Linked DNA regions of Mus musculus: regions 1 and 3 are each linked to region 2. A link is a loop called in an ENCODE intact Hi-C map of the cell type or tissue named here. Cell type or tissue: left cerebral cortex. All regions are shown on one strand.

The links. Peaks named below come from ENCODE experiments on the same cell type or tissue, not always from the same donor. Only the 100,000 strongest peaks of a DNase experiment are listed, where the experiment ranks them.
Region 1: a loop joins it to region 2, with 3 times the contacts of the local background. A loop is called at or near these places in 4 of 42 quality-filtered maps.
Region 3: it touches region 2 in a loop (5-fold over the local background); 8 of 42 quality-filtered maps call a loop at or near these places.

The regions. Positions count from the first base shown.
Region 1 is chr9:35,207,972-35,215,971 of GRCm38, forward strand. Foxred1 (FAD-dependent oxidoreductase domain containing 1) reads right to left here and starts at 3,084. Exons shown (of 11, transcript NM_001291448.1): 1 at 2,836-3,084; 2 at 1,974-2,194; 3 at 1,445-1,558; 4 at 1,067-1,185; 5 at 1-15. The coding sequence starts at 2,920. Srpr (signal recognition particle receptor ('docking protein')) reads left to right here and starts at 3,232. Exons shown (of 14, transcript NM_026130.1): 1 at 3,232-3,434; 2 at 4,021-4,104; 3 at 4,377-4,540; 4 at 4,749-4,909; 5 at 5,159-5,315; 6 at 5,412-5,565; 7 at 5,776-5,864; 8 at 5,966-6,084; 9 at 6,216-6,302; 10 at 6,589-6,761; 11 at 6,847-7,060; 12 at 7,496-7,659; 13 at 7,744-7,842; 14 at 7,967-8,000. The coding sequence starts at 3,318. In left cerebral cortex, no CTCF peak of the experiment used is centred here; a DNase peak (open chromatin) is centred at 3,097; H3K4me3 peaks cover 2,213 bases; H3K27ac peaks cover 1,356 bases.
Region 2 is chr9:35,537,655-35,545,654 of GRCm38, forward strand. It overlaps Ddx25 (DEAD box helicase 25), which reads right to left. Exons shown (of 12, transcript NM_013932.4): 11 at 5,944-6,132; 12 at 4,194-4,405. The coding sequence ends at 4,344. Among named protein-coding and RNA genes, the nearest start is that of Ddx25, 17 kb to the right of the region's middle. In left cerebral cortex, a CTCF peak has its summit at 4,018 (motif pointing left); DNase peaks (open chromatin) are centred at 867 and 4,007.
Region 3 is chr9:35,035,684-35,043,683 of GRCm38, forward strand. Kirrel3 (kirre like nephrin family adhesion molecule 3) reads left to right here. Exons shown (of 17, transcript NM_001190911.1): 17 at 1-624. Among named protein-coding and RNA genes, the nearest start is that of Gm51705, 15 kb to the right of the region's middle. In left cerebral cortex, a CTCF peak has its summit at 2,191 (motif pointing right); a DNase peak (open chromatin) is centred at 3,463.

The sequences.
Region 1 (8,000 bases), 330 kb before region 2:
TTGGCTCCTTCCTGCCTAAGAGAAATGTGTGCATCTCAGTTAATGTGTTAGGGAGAATATTCTGAGGGGAGAAACATGGACCCTGACTCCAGGAGAGGACGTCCAGTTCACTCAGTTCTGTCTGTCCCAAATGCCCCATTTCTCTTGACTGCTGGATGTGAAGGCTCATTTTTCCTTTTCTACATTCCTCTCTCCCTTCAGTACTCTCAACTCCTTGCCCTACTCTATCTCCTTTCACAAGATGGTGGGGAACCACGCACCACTGCCTCCTGTAAAACACTTTCTTCTCTGCTGCCTAGCACAACCTTGTCCCTCAGAATGAGTGTCTCCTCTAGAACACTAACTGGCCAGGGAATCAGAGTGCCAAGAAACACTCCTATGAGCCAGTGTCTAGTTTAAACTGAGGCTCAATGCCAGCTTTACTAGATCTTGTCCCAGTTTCCCCACATGTAAAATGGGATGTTCTGATTAAATTAATTAATGAGTTAGCATCCGCAGACATTTATCTGGTTTCACTAGTGAGATTCACAGCATATCAGAAGAGAGCCTGTGCATACCATATCACAAAGATGTTCAACCCTTAATTGATGTGAAGCTCAATGTGCTAAGGCCAACCTGCTGCCTACTTTTATTTGTGGACCACACTCAATTATTTCTATGTTTTTTGTCTGTGGCTACTTTTGTGCTATAATGGCAGAGCAGAAAAGTTGAAACAGAGACAAAATGACAAGAAAACCTAAAATATTTACTGTCTGGCCCTTTATAGAATTTGCTGATCCCTAAATTAGGATTCTTGTTAGAAGCCCAGTACCCTGGCCACTCCCTAGAGATTCTGGTTTGTTAGGTTTGGGAGTATCTTACATGGGTGCTAAGTGTCCACGACTGGGCGATAGTCCTCGTCATGGGGCCTTGAAGGTTAAATAGGCCCATTTTTCCTGATAATAAGAGCTACTAATGAGGAGATTCTTATGACTTGACCTTCAGCTTCCCGATTTCTAACTTGGTATAAGAGCTCAGTGAAGTATGTGAAGCCAAGAAGCAGCTCAGGGCAGTGCTGGGCACCCACCTTTGCATTTTCACATTGTTTTCCAAGGTGGCAGCATCCTTTTCTGAAGCTAGCAAGAGACAGCCGGAAGGGTTGAACTGAAGTTCCACAGGAGGAGCATCCACCACAGCCAGGTACTCCTGAGTGCAAAGAAAAAGAGCTGCTCTCCAAGGAGGCTGACAAAAGGGAACCTCCCTGGCCTCACCACAGCTCCAGGAGCAGTGGCCCAGATCAGGACAAACCCTTCTCTAGGCACCAACACTGGAAGACAGTCAAGGATCCCAATATCTTGTTGCCTCAAACACACTCTTCTCCTTGGTTCCCCTTACCAGCTAGGCTACTGATCTCTGGGCTAAAGAAGGGACTCCCACCCCAGCCTTCAAATCTTACTGTACATACATTTATGTTCCGGAGAAAGTTGATTGAAAAGAGTGAGAGCTGGACATTCTCAGGCACGGAAAACTGCTGCCAAATCCCGCCCACAGAAGGCCCTGTGGAGGAAGCCCGTGAATACTGTGAAAAGAAAAACCGACGTAGACTGTCATGATGTAATATATAATGGAATCCTGCAATGGAAGCTGTCAGTTATACATTTAAATGCAAAGGGGAATCATTTTTCAAGGAGCAAGTATGGGTAAATGTTCTGGAGCACGTGTAATCGGAGCACTTGGGAGGCACAGAATGGAAAATGCTGAGTTCAGGGCCAGCTTCAGCCATATATTGAAACCCCATCTCCAAAGAGATTAAACAACAGTAGCAAAGTCTCTTCCCCTTCCCCAACAAAACAATGTTATTGCTGCGGGTCTTTGTTGAGGGAGGAAGAGCCTGGAACTATTTCTTAAGCTCCAAAGTCCAAAGCACAGTCCCTGCCCTCAATGCCACAGTCTGTGTCCTCAATAAGATGACTGCCCTTACTCCCTGACCTCACCGTGTGGTCCTGCTCCACCACCAGCACCCGAATGGCACCTCTTCTACTCTCCAGCTTCTTCAGCCAAAAGGCCACAGACAGACCAAGAATCCCACCTCCTATGATGACCACATCCGCCTGTTCTGGGGGCAGGTGGCTGGTGTCATACAGCACTTCATATTTCTTTCCAGGCAGGATGGAATCAACCTTCTTCTTAAAGTCAGACACCTTTGCATCCCAGTCTGCAGGACATAGTTACAGTTAGATGACTTATGTTCTTTTCTGCGTGGTTGGGGGTTGGAGGATGGGTACAGGAAAAGGGGGGCTGAAATAGGCATTTGGATTGCCACACCTCCAATGTCATCCTTTCTCATAAGATCAACTCATATGCAGCAGTATTGTTAGAACTTTGTTGTTTGGTCTTTGTCCCACCAGGCCCCAATATCATGGATCTCTAACACTGGAAGATTCAACTTCCTGAAATTACTTTCTGTTTCCCCATCAAGCGAGATGTGACTCACATTATTTAGCTCTTGCAGATCTCTCTCCCTCCTGAACCCCATTCTCAGATATGCCAGGCCCAGGGAACGAGTCCCTAGTATACTTCATACTGCACAGCCTTCTAAAGCCGGGCACCTTTGTAATGGTTTCTTATCCTTATCCATCATCGCCAGCAAGCTTCCATTTATATGGCATTGTCCACTGGGAAGTGCCTCCTTGAGAGCCATACACTTGCCTCGGCTCTTTGACCTTTAGTAGGCAAGCCTACCCCTTCCCCCAGCTAACTCGCTGTCCCGCCCGCACGAGGCAGGGGGTCGAACCTTGAAGGTCACATCTATGGAGGGTTTGGGCTCCCCAGAACCACTGCTGCCCTCAGCTTTACCCAGAGTAAAGCCTCCTTTGCGTGTGCGTAGCCCCCGGTATGGGAGGCCCGGGCCCAAGCCAAGACGCAGCGCTCTGCGAAACATGGCCTTAGAGCCCGGCTTCTTTCAGCTTGAGGTGGGTTCCCCTCAAGCCGACTCTGTCCTTCCTGTCATCGGTCCGCGCCACGGGGAATAGACACGAACGCGCCGATTAGCCGGCAGTGCTCTTCAGGCTCCACCCCTCCACGCTATAGGGGAGCTATCGCCTCTGGAGTCCCGCCCCTGTGTGCTATTGGTCAGGCTTGAGTCTACGTCATCTCGCGCGCCCTGAGCGGGAAAGGGGCGGGACCACGGAGGCTCGTAGCGGAAGTGCGGCTGAACCGGTTTCCGGGGGCTGCTGGTGTGACGTGTCCCGCGCTTGGCGCAGCAGGAAGCGGCGGCGGCGGACGCGGCCCGAGTTCCCGGCCCCGGTCTCGGCCTCAAGTCTTCTCCCGCTTCCGTCATGCTTGACTTCTTCACCATCTTCTCGAAGGGCGGGCTTGTGCTCTGGTGTTTCCAGGGCGTGAGCGACTCGTGCACCGGGCCCGTCAACGCGTTGATTCGTTCCGTACTGCTGCAGGTACCACCCCCGCGGGGCAGAACTCCGGGCTGTCGTCCCTCAGACCCAGACTGTGGTCCCCTTTCCAGTAGTCACTCCGCACTTTCCGTTCTGATCTCCTCAAACTGGTCGGTTACCGGCCACCCAGGATCGACTTCCTTGCCTGGATCACAGTATCCCGAAACTTTGCGACGCCCCCCACTCCTCCCGTTTCCGGGGCTCTAGCCACGTTCTGGCGTCCTAATGGACTCGAACTCCCTCTCCACTCATCCGAGCAGCGTGGTTTTCTGCTGTTTTGACGTTGGGTGAAACTGTGGATGCGAGAACACCTTTCAGGAACAGTAGATGGTTCACAGCTGCTAGAAGATCTGATTGTTTATATATGACTGTTTACTTCCTGGCTCCCACGTGTCCTGTCTCCTGTCCCAGCTTTACCCCTTGTCCTTACCTGGTGTCTGTCTGTCTGTCTTTTTTTCTCACGGGGTGCTAGAAATGTCCCAGAACTCCCTTGTTGAGGGCAGGATTATATCTGGTTATTTCCCAAACGTAGTCCAAAGTCTGGTTTTGCTGTGGATGTAGCCTGACTGCTGAAACGCTCTTTTTCCAGGAACGGGGCGGTAACAACTCTTTCACTCATGAGGCTCTCACACTCAAGTATAAACTGGACAACCAGTTTGAGCTGGTGTTTGTGGTAAGTGGGGGTATGTTAGAAAGACAAGTTATGTTCTCAACAGCATCCCCACTGATGAACCTAATTAATTGTGGGTATTGTGTATGTGATAAAGTGATAGAAAAAAGTTAGGAATGTGGAGGGGAGAAAGCAAGCGACTTCTGGGTAAGATTGTAAGCTTGGCTCTCCCGGGGCAGGAAACCTATCTCTGGAGGCTTGGGTTGAGTTGGCTTCCTTCCATTCTGGGCTGGCATGTAAGGAGATCTATTGGCTCCGTCTCCTTCCATAAACAGGTTGGCTTTCAGAAGATCCTCACGCTGACCTATGTAGACAAGTTGATAGATGATGTGCACCGACTGTTCCGGGATAAGTATCGCACAGAGATCCAACAACAGAGTGCTTTAAGTCTATTGAATGGCACATTTGATTTCCAAAATGACTTCCTGCGGCTCCTTCGGTGAGAGGCTTTCCTCCGTTCAAAGGGAAAATTTTCATGATTTAAGAGTGCCTGCCTGTCGGTGGCGCATCAATATTTACATGGGTTCAAACCAGTCACATTTTGTAGCTTGTTTCTTATAGTCCTTTTGATATGTGGGATCTTTTTCTTAAGTCAGAGTTGTCCTCTTGTATGGGTAGAAAGACCAACTAGTCTCTTTTCTCTTTAGTGAAGCAGAGGAGAGCAGTAAGATCCGTGCTCCCACTACCATGAAGAAATTTGAAGATTCTGAAAAAGCTAAGAAACCTGTGAGGTCCATGATTGAAACACGGGGGGAAAAGACCAAGGAAAAAGCAAAAAACAACAAAAAAAGGGGGGCCAAAAAGGAAGGTGTGTTTGAGTTTCCTGACCCTGCTAGGGCATACAAGATGTTAGCATAGTATTATAAAACTCTGTGGTACTCTTTGACATTGCTAGCCTCCTTTAACTTAATGCTCACCACCCTATCACTCCCTTGAGGCATTGTAGTCTCCAAGGTGTTTGGTCCAAGTTGCTCTTTAGGATTTGGAAGAACTGTAGTTATTACCTGGGTGGTTGGGATTTATGTTTCTTTTCCTCCAGTGAGGTTTCTTTTAACAGGTTCTGATGGCACTTTGGCTACTAGCAAAACAGCCCCTGCAGAAAAGTCAGGTCTCTCAGCGGGACCTGAGAATGGAGAACTTTCCAAAGAGGAGCTGATCCGTAGGAAGAGAGAGGAGTTCATTCAGAAGCATGGCAAGGGTCTGGACAAATCCAGGTCAGCACTGTTACCCTGTCTCTGGTGACTGTTACCCAGCTGTGCTGGGGCCAGGGGACTCTCCTCTCATGTTCCTTCCTATGTCATCCTTTGCAGTAAATCTACAAAGTCAGATACTCCAAAGGAGAAGGGCAAAAAAGCACCCCGGGTGTGGGAACTAGGTGGCTGTGCTAACAAGGAAGTCTTGGATTACAGTACTCCCACCACCAATGGAACTCCAGAGGCAGCCCTTTCTGAAGATATCAACTTGGTAAGATGCATAAAGGTCAGAGTGAAGATCACCATTGGCCAGAAATTGGGAAGGAAACATCTGGAGGGTATATCTGGATTTGAGAGAGGAATGAACTATATGTGGGTTTTTCTAAGGTCTCAAATAATGTTGCCAGGGTATATCCTGGGCTCTTCCCCTCAGCTGTTAGTGTTCTTGATCACACCTCTTTTCTTTGCCTGTGTTCTCTAGATTCGAGGAACTGGGCCTGGGGGACAGCTTCAAGATCTGGATTGCAGCAGCTCAGATGATGAAGGGGCCACTCAAAATACCAAGCCTAGGTAGAAGGATTTCAGGTGGGAGGTGGTGTGGATGCAGAATTGATGACCCATACCTCCTGCCTGCTGGCCTAACGCATACTTGTGATCTTCTGTAATTGTAGTGCTACCAAGGGAACTCTGGGTGGCATGTTTGGGATGCTGAAGGGTCTGGTGGGTTCCAAGAGCTTGAGTCGAGAAGACATGGAATCTGTGCTAGACAAGATGCGTGATCATCTCATTGGTGAGTCTGGAGGACTGGCTTGACTGACGGACTATGACATAGTTCATTAGGAATAGAACCATTTTCTAAGCTGTGCTCTTGAGACCCGATCATTGTTAGCTCGGAACTCACAGCTGTCCTTCTCTTCTCAGCTAAGAATGTGGCTGCTGACATTGCTGTCCAGCTCTGTGAATCTGTTGCCAACAAATTAGAAGGGAAAGTGATGGGGACATTTAGCAGTAAGTATCTCCACAAGTCACAAAGTGCTCGTGCGTCTCAGAGGTGATGCAGTCAGACAGCTTTGGTATGTGCCTTTTGGCACACATGTTTGAGTTCCCAAACTTCTATGATAGAACAGCCTTTAGGACCTAACAGGACAGTTAATTGAGATAATAAAGTAATAGAACAGTGTGATCTGAATTCTGAGGGAAAACCTACTATGGTCTTAACTCCATTAGTTCAGAAAGATGTTGGGTATCAAGTATATTTGACTTTATGATTGAATCCATCCATCCCCCTTTTAAGCTGTGACTTCAACAGTCAAGCAAGCTCTCCAGGAATCTCTAGTACAGATCCTACAGCCACAGCGTCGTGTAGACATGCTCCGGGATATCATGGATGCCCAACGTCGCCAGCGCCCTTATGTTGTTACCTTCTGTGGTGTTAATGGAGTAGGGAAGTCTACCAATCTTGCCAAGGTCAGCTCAGTTCCACAGCCTGCTTTTCCACCCTGTGCTTTCGAATCCTGGGTCTAGGTGACAGTTTTCTTTAACTTTTTTGCAGATTTCCTTTTGGCTTTTAGAGAATGGCTTTAGTGTCCTCATTGCTGCCTGTGATACATTTCGGGCTGGGGCTGTTGAGCAGCTTCGTACACACACCCGGCGCCTGACTGCCCTCCATCCCCCCGAGAAGCATGGTGGCCGTACGATGGTGCAGTTGTTTGAAAAAGGCTATGGCAAGGACGCTGCTGGCATTGCCATGGAAGCCATTGCCTTTGGTACAGTGTGGGGACCAAGGGGGCTTGTGTCCTTGTCCTGGGAATTTGCACAGACTAAGGCTATTACTAGAGAAGTCAGGGTAAATTACTTGTGTGGGTGGTTTTGGGTAGTAATGTGTGTAAAGGAAAGCTGGTGTATCCTAACTGTAAACCTGAATGTGGTCTTTTTCCTACTTCTTTCCTTTCCCTGAATGGTTTTGGTGGTGGCCAAGAATAGGACAGGTTTTTCCTTACGTTACCTTGTAACCAAATCCAGAGTCTGGGCAAGTAAACAGGATAGGCTTTTCAAATAACCCACACTTGGACATCTTAGGAAGCTGGCAGTGAGCATGGGTGACAGTTGGGTGACTTTTCACATAGCAGTGTAGGAAGTCTTGAGAAGTTGGTAGTGTGAGTGAGTTACTTGCTTGGAGTTGACTGCTTTTCTCTTTCTAGCACGTAACCAAGGCTTTGATGTGGTGCTGGTAGACACTGCTGGCCGCATGCAAGACAATGCCCCTCTGATGACTGCCCTGGCCAAACTCATTACTGTCAATACACCTGACTTGGTGCTGTTTGTAGGGGAGGCCTTAGTAGGCAACGAAGCTGTGGATCAACTGGTGAGAGGGTTTGGGCCCAGTTCCCTTTAGAACTTAAACTTTGGCAAATTAGATGGGTTCTTATGTTACCTTTTCACTTTCTAGGTCAAGTTCAACAGAGCCTTGGCTGACCATTCTATGGCTCAGACACCTCGGCTCATTGATGGCATTGTTCTTACCAAATTTGACACCATTGATGACAAGGTAAAAGTGGATGACTGGATAATGAGACTGGGAAGGAGGAATGGCTGACTTTAAAGGAAATGGAGGCGTTGAGTGAAAACAGGGCTTGAGTTGATTGATTGGCCATCCATTTTCTCTTCTTCAGGTGGGAGCTGCTATCTCTATGACATACATCACAA
Region 2 (8,000 bases):
TTGGGTTGCCATTAAGAGAGTCTCGCTGGAGCTCATCTTCCTTATAGTATTATAGCTTTCTGCTTGTTTCTAACTTCCCCAGAAGTGGAAGGCTGAACGCTCGTCAGTGTGGGCTGTGCAGTTGTTGAGCTGGGCCCTGGGGCCTTCTGTGGGGGCAGCTAGACAATTATTCTCACCAAGCTCCAGGACACTTCATGTGCACTTCCTGTTATTTTACTAGAAGTGTGCTAAATTCTGTCTGAAGCAGAAGCTGGACATTAAAAATGGAGAATGGGCACATGCCTTAATCTAACTCAGCAGGCAGAGGCAGATGGATCTTTGTGAGTTTGGGGGCCAGCCTGCTCTAAATAGCAAGTTCCAGACCAGCTAGTGCTGTACAATGAGAGCCTGTCGTCTCAACAATAACACTCCTGCAGGGTGCGGCTATGGTTAGGGGCCAGGAGACGGCTCATTAGCAAAGGCACATGCCACCAAGCTTGATAGCCTGAGTTCCATGTCAGAACCAACACGGTGATAGGAGAGAACCAACTACTAAATGGTCCTCTGACCTCCACGTGTGTGTTGTGGCATGCATGTGGCCCCTCCCACACCAATGTAGAAAATGTAGCTGAAACTGTGAATGATGCTTCAGTCTCACTTATATTATAAACAGTTTGCAAAGCGACAGGAGAAATCAGAACAGTGTCTAGAGATAATGGGCCAGGCAATGCTATATGAAGAGGCCAGGGTATGGCTCAGCTGACCAGGGATGCCCACAAATAAGAAGGCAGAATCTGGATGAAAACATTGCCCCAGGAAGTGAGGGGCAGGAGGAGAGGGGGAGGCAGCCAGCAGACAGGCACAAGGGGGTGGAGCAATATATAATTCTCCCAGTGTGGATTTTAAAAGCTAGTATTCCTCTAAGCATATATATATAGCTAGGCTATCTTTCACGGGTTGTGGAGCAAAATGGCACAGGTCGTACCTATTCCCGATTATTCCCTGGAAGTGGCTGAGGGCCGGAGCGGTCAGGATTGAAGAGAACAGAACCTTCTGTAGCTTCCTTGAAAGACTGATAAGACACCCAGTGCTAGCTCTGTGAGGCCCACTGAGATTAGTATGCATGACTGACTGGTTAATGGTGCCAGACAGAAGAAGGTCCAGGCCCAGCCTCAGAGGCCCTAGGTCTGGACTTGTATTTCTGTTTCCAGCCCAACAGCCTGGGTTCTTTTTCTAATCTAGGTACCTGCATGAACCAAGAAGCCCGGGAACCAGATGCAGGTTTGATACAGCCTGTACTTTCCCCGTGTCTTGTAAGGGACTGCTCACTTCCCCACTCCCAACCCACTCCCATAATCCTCTAAGACTATGCTTTCCCTCATCACTTATATGTGCAGACTGCCAGTGGCTTTCGTGGTGACCAAGCTCCACTGAGGAGGATCAGCACTTTCTCTAAATACAATAACGCCCCTCGCTGTCAGACATCCTACCAGACCACTGGCCACTCTTTTGCCTTTCCAATTATTAATAGCTGCCTTAGATCCTGCACCTAACATCACAGCAGCATGGCTCGGGCAAGGTGATTACTCATGGCTCCCCAGCAAATCACAACCCTGCCACATGTAATCACCGACTTCTCTAGGCTAACAGTACTGAGCCGGCCAATATAAACCTCCTGGATTTGGTTTAGTCTCCGGTGCCAAGGACTACACAGCTGATGAAGCTCTGAAACCATCTGGCTATTTCTCGCTTCTCCGTTTATTCCTTTCTTCCAGTTAGCACTCAGAGAGATGACCCCGGCCATGCCATTGTAGAGATGTGAAAACTGCTTACAGTTTTGAACAGGGAGCTGCTCCAGCAAAAGTCTCTGCATTGTTGACTCACCAAACCGTGACAGCAGTTCAATACCGCTGTGACCTTGTTGCCTCCTAGGTGGTGAGACAAGGGGATGGGAGGAGAGGGACAAAGGGCAAGACAGAAGACTGTCTAGTGTTTGCAGGTGGAGCTTACCAAAGATTTGTGGCTATGGGGACCCGCTCAGGCCTTACCAGAGATCTACACTGCAATTAGTGTATATGTGGGGTGGATACAGGATACACCAAGGCTGAGCTGGGTAGGATGAAGAACTCCTTTCTCAAATCGGGAGACAAAAATACCTTATTATGTCTCTCATGCTTATCATATGTATTACTATTGGGGTTCAAACCAGGATAAATGCTACTGAATGAGGAGACAGCAAAAGAAGAAAATATTTTCTTCTTAGGAAAGTAAATACTCATGGATTTGCTATCGTGGGTACCATCTTGCATGAGGTACGGAGTACACAGGAATGGCACTTTCTAATCATAGGGAAGAAAGCAGGTGCAGTGGAAACAGTGGAGCAGAGATTCCCCCAGTGACAGCTCCACTGGCAAACTGACTCTGAGAATCTGACCCCACATCTTGTTAGGCAGTGCTCTTTCTACCCATCGCTCTGCCAGCACTTTCTGCTCTCTACCTACGTACTTCTGGATCCTATCCTCAGCATCTGGCTTTGTGTACCCAGGACAAGGGACTGGTAGGTTTTCCTAGGTTCTCTTGGTAATTCCCGGGACGAGCTGGTCTAGAACATTGCCTAAGGGGACCCGAATCAGGAGACTGCCATGTTGCTAAGTATGTCCCACCCCTTTATAGGTGACCTGGTCGAGCCTATCTACAGCTGGCCTAGAGGCCATTAGGGACCCAAAGTGTGACATCAGATACATGTTCTTCCCATTTAACTTTCTGGATGCTGCCCTACACTGGGTCTCTGCCATTACATTCCCCTTTCCGTGCTGGTTAGCACAAGGATGTATGATACATACCTAGTGTTGCCCGAGGAGCCGGCAACCTAGGGATTAACTTGGGCACAGTGATATCCAAGTGGACCATCACAGCAGGGTGGCAGTAACTCACCGGAGGTACCACTGGCAGCCTGGGGGTATGGCAGGGCTGTAGGTTTCTGGCACACGTGAATTGGCTTTGTGTGAATCTAGCCATTCACCCCATGTTTTCAAGCTCATGATTTAATTTCTAAGTAGCAAACATGGAACCTAAAAACATTTCTTGCTCCTAGAAATATATCCATGGAAGATCTAAAATTTTCCTTGAAACAAACTTTTAAAAAATTTTTTTGGGGACAGGTCTTGCTGTGTTGACTATGCTAGCCTCAGACTTGTGAAACTCTGCCTGACTGGGCTTACTAAATGCTGGGATTACAGGTATGCATCACCATGCCCTGCTACAGTGAGATTTTTATAAACAAACTTTTGACTCCCTGACATGTTACTTCTGGGCTTATTTTGGTTGTGCTTAATTTTTTGGTAGATTCGTGTAAAGCATACACGTGTGTGGGTGTACATGTATGTGTGAGTGTGCATGCCTGCCAGTACATGCATGTGCAGGTGTGCAGATGCTGTGGGGATGTGGAGGGCAGAGGCCGATGGTACCACTCACTACCTTGTTTCCTGGGACAGTGTGTCTCACTGAACCTGGAGCTTGCCCTATCGGATACACTGACTTGTCCTGAGAGCTCCCCGGATCTATGTCTCTGGCTCCCAGCTCTGGACAGTCCTGTTCTACTAGGTCTGGCCTTTCCATGAGTGCTGGGGATGTGAACTCAGACACTCATGCTCACACAGCCACTGGGCCGTCTCCCCAGGTCCCGCCTTGTTGTTTTCAAAGACTTCATTGCTCACTTTTTGTAAATATCTAGAATAAAGCCACATTTTTAAAGTCCATGAGATAACATGACAGAATAGATCTTTTCTAATCTGAAGATAGTAGCAAGCAGGAGAAGAAAATACTTATAAGTTCTAGATGTCACCTGGAATATTAAAAGACAAAATGTTCTCTCCAGAAGTTTTAAAGTATTCTTTCGTCTGAGAGCATGGGGGTGGGAATGGGGAAATGAATATGCAGAGAGGGCACTCTGTGAGTGAGGCCTGAAAATGGATAGCTTTTCTAGCCTGCCAGCTTAAATTCTAAAAATTGATGGCGTTCTACTGCCCCCTCGTGGCCAGGTTCATGACTAGGCATGGTCTACACAGCGTATAGACTAAACAGAAAGCCCTGTGAGCAAGTCGCCCAGGGAACATCACATGGTTACCTCTAAACAGGCTAGAAGGAATCTTGCACTCTCATTTAAAAGGATCTCATGCTAGGAATCAGCTTAGTTTCAAAGAGCCCTCAGGTCTCGGGTGAAGAGAGTCATGGCATTTATTTTTTATCTGTGACAGTTTCACCTTGACAGAGTCTCAACATAGAAAATTATCTTCAAACTCTGCTGAAACATTCTCACGTAAACTAGCCCACAAACAACGAAGGCCTCTCTTCTCTCTCTCTCTTCAATATTCGATCTTCTCAATCTCATCCATGTCTTCTGGGTCAAGCTGCTTAATATTGCTATCTGAAAGAATGAAAGAGAAAGGGACCAGGGTTATCCCAGGTGGTTCATTCTGGCCAGTGATAAGTTTCTGCAGAGACTGACACCTTTGAAAATACACGTTCTTAAGCAGAGTGCAGTGGTGCACGTCTTTAATCCCAGCACGGAGGAGGCAGAGGCAGGTGGATCTCTGTGAGTTTCTCAGAGGTGTGATCTCTGTGAGTTTCTCTGAGGTGTGATCTCTGTGAGTTTCTCAGAGGTGTGATCTCTGTGAGTTTCTCAGAGGTGTGATCTCTGTGAGTTTCTCAGAGGTGTGATCTCTGTGAGTTTCTCAGAGGTGTGATCTCTGGTCTACACAGAGCGCGTTCCAGGACAGCCTGGGCTACACAGAGAAACCCCATCTAAGAGAAAAAAAAGAAGAAGAAGAAGAAGAAGAAGAAGAAGAAGAAGAAGAAGAAGAGCTCCTGAGAATTTTGTATAGAAAGCCAAAGATAAGTAAGGGATTCTTGCCAAATAGCTGACCCACACACATGCAAACAGCATCAAGTGGACTGGGTCCAGCATGCACATACCTAAACACCTTGTGCAAAAGACGGGCTCAGTGAGAAAAGCTGCGGAGGACCAAGCCTGTTCACTGTACTTACTTCCCAAGAGCTTCGCACAGCAGCGGAGGACCAAGCCTGCTCACTGTTCTTATTCTGAAGAGCTTGGCACAGCAGCAGTGGCCCTCATGGGTGCTTCTCATCCCACCACCCAGGTGGCTTAAGATGGGGAGCCTAGGCAACTCTTTGAAGGGTCAGCGGAATATGCAGCAGTCAGCCTGAAACCTTTACAAATTCCGATCCAAATGTTCTGTGAGTTCCCTTCCTGGGGAGCATATCCACTGGTTCCAACAGAGTTCCATCCAAGAAGATGGTGCTGATGCCTCTTTGCCATGCTCCCCGCCTACATCTGTGCTCTCTTGGGCTTGGGGTAACTTTTTGTTCTGTTTTCTTTCAATGCAGAGTCTCACTATGTAGCTCTGCCTGTCTTTGAACTCACAGAGATCCTCCTGCCTCCGCCTCTTGAGTGCCCTTACTTAAAGCATGTGCCATTACACTTGGCTTTTGAAAGTATGCACAGGGGAGGAGGCAGAGTTTTTGGGTGGTGAAAATCTTAAGGTTCCCACGTGTGGATTCTGCCAGTTTGGGGCCCCAAACTAGCTGAGCCTGCTTCTTTAGGTGTGGGGCTGGAAAGGGGTTGCAGAGCTCACAAGTCAGGCCTGTCCTGTCTGAGAGGGTGAACAAAAGAGGAAGTTGGGACACAATAAATCCTACTTTGTGGTACCACTCACTCTATAGCGTAAAATTCTACAGACAGCAGAATGAGCTTCTGTGAATTCTACTTGACACGGACCTTCTACGTAACAAGCATAAAGGAATTACATAATCGCTTGGCCTATGTTATGACTTGGATCCTATGAATTAGAAGCTTTCCCTCATGGCTTCTGCGTCACACAACCCCTCAGTGTCCACACAGACCCTGAGCTCCTCCTACTGGGAATGGGAACACCTGCTACTTACTGAAGTGGTCTTGTATTTTCATAAGCAGGGGCAGCTTATCCACTTCAATCATGTTGAAGGCGAGACCTTTTTTCCCAAAGCGTCCCGTCCGCCCTATACGGTGGAGGTAGGTCTCATAGTCTGGCTCTTCTGATTGGTTTACAGGGAGGTCAAAGTTCACGACGATGGTGACCTGCTTCACATCAATCCCTAGGGGGGAAAGACACCGTAATGTCTTACAATGTCTCCTTCAGGACAAATCCACCAAGAACTGTATTTGCCAAAGGAATTCTTGCTTGTAGAAAAAAACTGGAAATCAAAACTGGTTTTATGTCATAAAATATGTCAGTTTGCTTACACACCGTGATGTCTGTGATGCTGCTAAGACTGTTAATAAAGGCTAATTCTGCAGAAGTCTAAATAGGTACAAAGCATGTATATGTTTAAGTGAGTGGGGACGGAGGACAGAAAAGGGGGCCCTCACCAAGCCTACAGGGCCAAGCTCTTCCCTACGTCAGTGGGGCTCAGCCATAGGTCCAGGGTCTTCTTACCCATTTCAGGGTGTAGCTCCACTCCCTCCCATGGCTATGTTTTCTCATCAGGTCTTTTATTTTTTAAATCTCTTGCATCAACCGTTACAACTTCTGGAATGTCTTTGCCTCTATCTCTTCCCCCACTCCTCTAAATGTCTCACGGGATGGTCACCACAGCTCAGAGCCTAGGTTCCTCAAGGCCTCAGACCACCTCTGGGCTCACTTCTTCATGTTCGTTACCAGGGCTCGTCACTTTCCTACCAACTGAACTTCTCCCCTGGCTAGTGATGTGGCCCAGTGGTCAAGTGCCCACCTAGCAAGCACAAGGCCCTGGGTTTGACCCCCAGCATAAATCAAAACCAAACCAACCAAACCCCCAACAAAACAACAGCAGCAGCAGCAGCAGCAACAACAACAACAACACCCTGAACTGTTTTCCTCCCTTCAATACCTTTCCACCTGGTGCCGCCTAGGAGACCTCTTTGCTCTCTGGGCTGTCCGTCCCCACACTGATGGCTGCCCACAGAATGATCTTGCCCTCTTTATGCTGAGCCTTAGCCCCATCCCTTTCACTCTAGGGCCTGAGGTTGTTCTGTCCAGAAAGGAAACCATAAAACTTTATATAGCCATTCACATTTAAATTAGTCAAGTAAAAAAAATTCAGTTCCTCAGCCATTCTATGGCTGTTTCAAATGGTCAAGAGCTGATACGGTTAACAGCCACCATCTGGACTGCACAGAGTCCCTTTGGATAGCTCAGGCAAGAAGTTCAGCCAAGGGTCATGGGCTTCACCCTTTTTCAGGCAGGCTATGCTTCCAAAAGTCAAAGGCTGAACCTACTGTGAATACAGCAGCCCTTCGTTCTGCTTGTTAAACTCCCAGTGACCTAGAGAACATGGTTTGAGTATAGGGTCCAAGCAAGGATGTAGGAAGGATGAAGAGACAGCCAGTCCCCTCTCTCCATCCACACACTCCCCATCTCACAGCTGTAGATTTAAAACTTGAATCTTCGAGATACACCTGTGATACTAATAATGTTGATGTTATTCATGAACTGCAAATTAAAACCACGTGGAGATACTATACATGTCCATCTGAATGGATGAAATAAGGAACCGACACGCTTAGTGAGTGACAGGGACATGGGACAACAGCTATGGGAGAGCACAGGGGCTGAGACATAGTCAAGGGCTGTGCAGTTTCTTAGAAGGCTGTCCCAGTGCTGGGTATTTACCCAAGAGAAAAGAAAGCATGCGGACACGGGGCCCGCACGTGTGTTTCTTGTATGCATGCATTCAGAGTTAGCCACGAGTGGCAAGCAACTCCAACAGTCACCTGGTAAATGACTGAACTATCAATGGGATGCTATTTTCAATAAAAAGGAACAAACTACTGTTCTGCATAGCACACAAAGCTGGAGGAATTCAGCAGCATCATATCAGGTGAAGAAGTCAGATACAAAGGCTATATACACTGTCTGCTTCAATTTAGGTGCAGCCTGGAAGAGACAAAAGCACACCCTGAAATCTCGTCTGCAGTTGCCAGG
Region 3 (8,000 bases), 500 kb before region 2:
AGCACTGAGCTGCTCCGGAGACCCCAGCCTCCCCACTGTGCATAGCCTATACCGCAGAGGCTGGGGCCTGAGAAATGGCCCTGACCAAAGGAGCATCTGCCTGGGAGTCCGCCCCCACTTTGTTTGGTGTTTGTGTCTGTATTCTTGCAGTTCTGTTCTTGGACTTGATACCTCTGCGCTTGGTGGTGGGACTGGCCTATCAGAGTCTAGTGTCCTCAGAGCTGAGGAAGGGAAAGAGGGAAAATGTGAACTCCTGGAGAACAACTGGCCCAACACACCCTGTGCCAGGCTGTGCAGTTCAGAGCCCTCACCGTCATCCTCACCCCCTGCCCCGTGTTCTCCCTTCCTTCCCACAGCACAATCGAGCTAATCCGAGGAGTGTGAGAACTCCTCTTGTCAGGGTTTTTTGAACAGTTACTGAAGCGTGCTTCCTGGGAGATGTGGGTTTGAGGGGGTGCTGAAATCTAGGCTGGAGGATGAGACAGACTCTTTCAGCTGATGACCACAAGGAACAATGATCCATTCTCCAGTAGATAGGACTCTGTGTGCAAGAGGGACAGTTTTCTTCACCTCTTTCCCATCACTCCCCACTTAAGAATAAACGTTAGGGCCATTACCCCCAACAAACCTGTTCTGTGCTTTTGTTTCTGCACATGCCACAGGAAGACCTCAAGAGTCCAAGTACATTGTGGGAGCTCAGACAATGTTTTTAGTTGATTGGTTGGAAGGGGGCTTTTTGTTATTGTTGTGTTATGTTTTGTTTGCTTTACTTCAGTTCTCCCCAGGGAGGGAAGGTCATTGTAGGGGCTGGTTGTGGTCATTATAGAATCTACAAGTTAACACTCTGTTTGTGGATTACATTAGAGGGGGAAAAAACCAGGTTTCACCAAACACCAACTTTAATTCTTGACAAATGTAGCTAAGTCAATACCATGACTTTGGACACTGGCCAGATCCTTCTAGCCTTTACAAGAAGCAGGCCCTCTTGAAAGACTATAGATCACCACCAATACTCAACACTCAAGTATAGGACTCAAAAAGAAAAAAAGACCCAGAGTATACTCACTTAGGTAGAAAACTAAACATCACAAAAAGAAAGAGAGAGATAAAGAGAAAGGAAAGGAAAAAAGAAAAGAAAAAGAAAAAGGAAGGAAGGAAGGAAGGAAGGAAGGAAGGAAGGAAGGAAGGAAGAAAAGAAAGACACAAGCTTAATGGGCTGGAGAGATGACTCAATGGTTAAGAGCTCTGACTGCTTTCCCAAAGGTCCTGAGTTCAAATCCCAGCAAACACATGATTTGTAACGAGATCTGACGCCTCTTCTGGTACATCTGGAGACAGCTACAGTGTACTTAGATAAAATAATAAATAAAATAAATAGAGAGGGAGAGAGAGAGAGAAAGCTAAACATCATCATAGTGGACAGGATAGATGAATTAGTGTTTTAGTACAGGGAGTGGGGTTCAGATGGAACTCTCAAGAACCCAAATTGTTCCTAAGGATGGGAGAACCTCATCAGCTGGGGGTTCTTACCCACCATGAGATTCCTCATCATCAAATTTGTACTTATCCATACTCTGTTTCCTTGGGTGATCTTAACCTTAGATCGTACACCTAGCCTTTACAGCTACTCCACCCAGAGTAACTTTCTGCTTCAATTATATTTCTTAATGTTTCAAAACTACCTCTGTTCCCTTGATATCATCCTCTGCTGTCCCCAAGATGGAAAGATAAGAAACCCATCAGAAATGAAACTTCGTACTCAGACCCTGCGTCCTGCTGCTGGTACCATTCTGGCTTGTCACAGACTCTGGGATTGCTGAACCCTACCCTCTCTAGGTTCATCTCAACAGGAATTCCCTCTTCTCGTATGCATTCAGCCTTTGCCAATGGGGAGCAAAGACCCAGGACTGCATGTTAACTGCATTAATGTGTCAGGATAAGGGAGAAATGACTAAAGAGGATCGACCCATTACGTTCCCCTGATCTTCCACTTGGACATGGTGGAGTAAGCTACTTCCTAATCCTAACCACAGTACTCTCCTCTAGACCCTTTTCTCTTCTTCTGCTTCTTCTCCTCCTCCTCTTCTTCCTCTTCCACCTCCTCCTCTTCTTCTCTCTCCCCTTCTCTTCTCTCCTTCTCCCCTCTAAAATGCACACTTATAACACATATACTGAACTTTTTAAAATTTATGAGTACACTGTAGCTGTCTTCAGACACACCAGAAGAGGGCATCAGATCCCATTACAGATGGTTATGAGCCACCATGTGGTTGCTAGGAATTGAACTCAGGACCTCTGGAAGAGCAAGTAGCCAGTGCTCTTAACCTCTGAGCCAGCTCTCTAGCCCAATATATACTGAATTTATAGGGTAGAAGTATCCATTATTTTCTGGAATCAGGGACTATGACACAATAACCAGAACAGGAAAGAAAACTGTCCCCTGGAACAAAATTAGCCTATCACCCTCCAGGGCCTTGACATGTTCCAAGGGGGAAGAAAAATGTAGACAATCACAAACTACAAAGAGACAGCACCAAGCTGACCCCAATCAGACTAGGCTGTGCAATGACCAACTCTCCCATGCACAGACACAGCAAGAATTGCAGAAGAAACAAGTCACCCAGTGTTTGTAAGAAAGTAGAACGTGGACAGGAAAACATGCTGTGGGCTGGACAATTTCTGTACTCAAAGCTCCCTCCGCTTTGAGTTTGGGGTGGGGTGGGCTCTGGAACATTAAGAAGGAGCCCAAATGTGTTCATCTCTCAGTTTTCTCCAGCCTTGCTGACTCTCACAAGAAGTGGAGGTAGAAAAACGATAGTAAAGAGAAGTGGGGGAAGGGAGGGGGAACCCTGTGTTATGAAATGAGTGCTCTATAGTTACATTATACTGAATCTTACAGTTTGATGAAGCACCTTCCTTTCTTCTTTTTTTATTTTTTGGTTTTGGCTTGTTTGTACTTGTTCGTTTATTCTCAAGACAGGGTTTCTCTATGTAGCCCTGGCTGTCCTGGAATTTGCTCTGTAGACCAGGATAGCCTCGAACTCACTGAGATTCACCTGTCTCTACCTCCCGAGTTCTGGGAGTAAAGGTGTGAGCCACCACCACCCAGCCACATCCTCACGTGGAAATGAGGCTTAAAGAAGCCAAAAGATTTGCTCAAGACCACAGAGATCATAAAAGCAACAGTAAGATTTGGACACACTTAACTGCAGTGTGCGATGTCTCCACGCTGCAGTACAAGCACAAAGCCACTTTCTCCAGAGTGCTGGTGGAAGCGGCTAACAGTAATGGCCACGTGCTACTCAAGGGCAGGCTGGACAAGGACAAGCCACAACTCCCTCAAGGAGGCTGGCCTTCAGCCTCCACCTTAAGTCCCTGGATGACCTGGAAAGACCACAAATTCCCTGAGAAACAAAGCCATTCTGTGTATCACCCCCTACTCAGGCCAGGATCCAGTTTTCTGATATCTGGGACTTCATTATTGGCTCACACAGTCACTGGACAAGAGCCCAGTTTCTAATTCTCAGGCTTGCTATCAGTCTGCAAAGGCCAGGGTTATTTCCACCGCCCTTCAACTGCCTCCGAATAGGAAGTGCTCTCGAATGAAGAGCTAAGCTGCCACACCAAATTTGCTTCTGAGAAGCCTGCTGATACAAGTCATTATAAAGCACCCATTATAAAGAAACCGCCTTTGAGTTTCAGGAGCGCTAAGGATTCAAGGAAATGAAGTAAACAGCCTGATGCAGACAGACCTGGTGTTGTCCTTGGATGGTTTCTCAGAACAGAGTGGAGCTAACAGGAAATTCATCCCTCACTTCCTGGTTGGGGAGGAAAATATGCTGCTATGGTATTTGCTATTATGAAGCAGGAAGTGAAGCAGAGGGTTCACATCCAGCAGATTGATTAGAACTTCCCAGGAATGTGTGGTTTGTGTGATGTGTCCGTCAAGGGGAAAAAAGAGGAAAGGACGTGCTGCCCTTAGACTCCGCTCTACAAACTTTCCCCATAAGACAATTTTTTTTCTGAATTAAAAAAAATTTAATTCAAATATAAATTGTTTAAAGGGCCTGTAAGTTTGTCTATCAGAGGAAAAACATTTAGGCATAAACTAATGAAAAGGCTCTAAAAATATCAAATTTCCTTCCTCTATACAAAGGTCTTTTGAAAGCACTTTTTTTAAAATTTGAAATCCGCCTGCCTCTGCCTCTGCCTCTGCCTCTGCCTCTGCCTCTGCCGAGTGCTGGAATTAAAGGTGTGTGTCACCACTCCTGACTTTAAAAGCATCTTATCTGAATTGGTTTTAGAAGCTCCAAGTGCACACCAGCATCGGCCATTCTAGCATCAAAACCTGCAGCAATCTCTGGAAGTCACTGATAAACAGCTCTCTTTGAATAAAGAGGGCTCCAGTCCTCTGTTCCCTTTCTCGTGTTTCAGACTTCCTGGCCAAGTCACAAACAGGGAAAGGAGACAATGTCAAGTTGCCCTTCTTTCTATAGCTACGGATTGCCTTCCTGGTGAGGGGGTGTTTGATGCTGGATCCCCAATTCTCTCCCTCCATCATTGTGGCTCTTCCTTGAGCCACCTCCCCTTGTGTCTGATCTGGGTCTTGAACATGCACTGAAAGTTTTCATCACGAGCCCTGCTGTTTTAATCCTTCTGCAGCTTTTCCTGAAAGGCCTTTTGTGAAGGATGAGGGTACATTAACTCAGGGGCAAGGTGCTTGCCTAGCTTGTGCAAAGCCCTGGGTCTGATCCTCAAAACTTCAAAACAAACAATAAAATAAATCACCTTTTGTGAACATACATCATTCACAGGATACATTTTGGATTTTATATACACATTAGGTGCCCCTTACTCCATGGGGAATTAGATGTCATGCTTGGCTTGTGGTTCCCACTGAGCTAGCCAGTCCTGGCTGTATGAGTTGCTTCTGACAGGATCTGCCTGCCACTCCAGGTTCCCAGTGCTCTTCTTCAGGACAGTCAAGCCACCCACAGGGAAGGGGCATCCTGATCAAGATGGTCACTTGACCTCCCTGATTGGGGAATACCAAACAAACACAAGTCTCTCTTTCTGCTGTTCCTTAACCTTATGACCCTTGGCAATATATTGGAATATACCAAGGACATTTGAAGGTTGTTCTTTTATCAAGGTGGTGGTGGTGCTAGTGGTGTGTGTGTGTGAAGAATTAACACCCAAAGGGGTTAGAAAATTCAGTCCGGAAGCCATGACTTCACTGGGAGAATGTGAGTCCTGTGAAATCTATCTTTACTATGCAAGAGGAAAATACTAGTCCATCTAGGAAGTTGGATTTAGGAGGGCAATCATCTCCCAAGAGGATACCAAGGGGACTGACTTAAAGATACCTGCTTCACCACTTTTGCACAGAAATTTGAGGATCAGGGAAGGCTTTGTTGCCAGGGCACTAAGAAATTGAATTCTTGACACTAAATGGGCACTGAACTTTGGAGGAAAGACTGAAAGGGGGCAAATATAGACAAAGCAGTGTGGGTGAGAGCTGCAGCGGGGTTTCCAAGTAACTTAATTAAAAAGGTTCTCTGGCTCTCCTATCACGCAGGGGCTCCATTGGCATGGCGAAGCCACAGAGAAAGGAGAAACACAGCTTTCCATGCCATCAGCTACCCCTGAGACTCACCTCAGGCAGAGAAAAACTCACATTAAAGCAAGTGACGTGTTAAAGTGCATGGTAGCTGCCAAGAGTGTTCTAGGAAGGATCAGAATCATAGATGGTACTGGAAGAGCCCAGTCTAATACCTGCACCTGGAGAGGCGGTCTCCAGGCCTCCTCTCACTCTCTCTGCCCAGCCCCATCCTCCTCGTCCTTCCTAGAGAGGAGGAATGAATGCCTCGGTATGCTTTAGTCTCTTCGCTCTCCCCAGGAATCTGATATGAACAAGCAATAACACCTGCTTCCCAGAGTTCAAGTTTCCCTAACCCCTCTGCCAAGCACTTGTAACTAGCTCAGCTGCTCTTCCCGATGTCCTTCCAAGTGAAGCAGCTGAGGCTTCCAAGGCATCTGGGCTCCTCCCAAATTTGCCACTGACTGAGTCTCAAGGTCATTTCCCTACCTTCCTTTTTCCCTTTGTCTTTTCAAAACAGAGTCTCATGTAACTCAGACTTGACTTCAATCTGGCTCCGTACCCCAGGATAACCTCTCTGGCTACCATTTCCTGAGTACTGGGACTGCAGGTGTGGATGACCACACTCTATGTGGTATCTTGAATCTAACCCAGAGCTTTGTGTGTGCTAAGCAAGCACACTACCAATTGTGTTACACCACAACACACACACACACACACACACACACACACACAATCTACCTTATTTCTTTTTGAGTTGTTTTATTTTTCAGACAGGGTCTCCCTTTGCTGATCTGCCCTGGAACTGCTATGTATACTAGGCTGGCCTTGAACTCAGAGATCTATCTACTTCTGCCTCTGGAATGCTGGGATTAAAAATGTATACATCATCACGTCTTGTCAGCTTATTTCTCAGGCAAAGAAGTCCAAAGATCCTAATTGTATGGCATGAGGACAGGGCCACTCCAAGGTATGGTTGAGGGGAAGGTTTTTATTGCCGATAAGTTTGCAATACAGCTAGAGAGAGAGCAGGGAGAGAAAGTTAGACTCAACAAGGCCGGCAGTATGGATCAAGGGGATGGAGAGAGAATGAGAGGAGAGGAAGATAAGAGAGAGCATAGAGTGGAGGCCGAAGACAGAGCAGGGACGGGGGGGGGGTTGGGGGGAAGGAGGGAGGGAGGAAGAGAGAGAGAGAGAGAGAGAGAGAGAGAGAGAGAGAGCACCAAGATAGAAATAAAAAGTTGGTGGAAGGGAGGGTCTTGATCTGGAGAAGTTTAGGGTAGGGGGCAGGGTAGCAAGGGCTGAGAAGAGACACAGGTACTGAGGAAGCCTCAAGGCTTGCATGCTACACATACTTTAGTGTGCTAATAGGCACCACAGAGATTCATTTGTCCGTACTTTCTTATGGAGCTGACACTGAGCGAGGTTTTTGTTTTATTTTTGTTTTTTTGATAAAGAATGGGACAGGATAAAGTAGATGAAGCTCTCTCTCTCTCTCTCTCTCTCTCTCTCTTTCTCGTGCGCACGTGACACACACACACCCCCCCGAGTTCTTTGATTTATAATAGTGTTATATCCTGATCCACTTCTTTGCTCATGATAAATAGTATATGTAAAAGTAGTGTAGTGACACAATTTGTAACCCTAGCACTGAAGAAACAGGAGGGTTGCCATGAGCCCAAGATCAGCCTGGGTTCCATAGTGAGTACCAGAGCTAGCTTAGGATACACAGCAAGGACCTACCTCAAGGTGTGTGTGTGTGTGTGTGTGTGTGTGTGTGTGCGCGCGCAATATTACACCTAACCACAGTAGAGCCCAGAGGAGAGCAGTGTGGGGTTCCCACCATGACCACATGAATGGCTAGGTGCTGTGGGGCACTGCCTCTGCCAAGCATCAAGGGACTACTGTTTTATATATCATTAGCTGGATGCATCTTGATTTCATAATGGACTCCTCATTAGTTGAGGGCCACACACACACACACACACACACACACACACACACACCTCAGACTTTTAATTTGGAAGGCAGACCTAATTTCCTAGAGCCAGAGCTTGTACAGAACCAAGATAATTTTGAACCACCAAATCACTTTCTGTAGCTACAATTAAGGTTGCAACAACAACAGAAGGCTCAGAGGAGCGCACATCAACTATGCAGTTGTGCTTCTCAGTCGTGTTTAGGAAGCTACTGTCACATACCACATACCACTAAAACAGTGACATCACTTTCCAAACGTTTCCAAGAATCCCTAGCAGTGTGGTACTGTAACTTGAAAACCACTGGTAGCAAGGAATTGCACTTGGCTCACAGGTTATGCAAAACCTACATCTGACTGCCACAGCCCTCTGCTAGGCTTGTGGGTGTGATTCAAGATAGACTTGCCTCCCCGTGTTGGGTT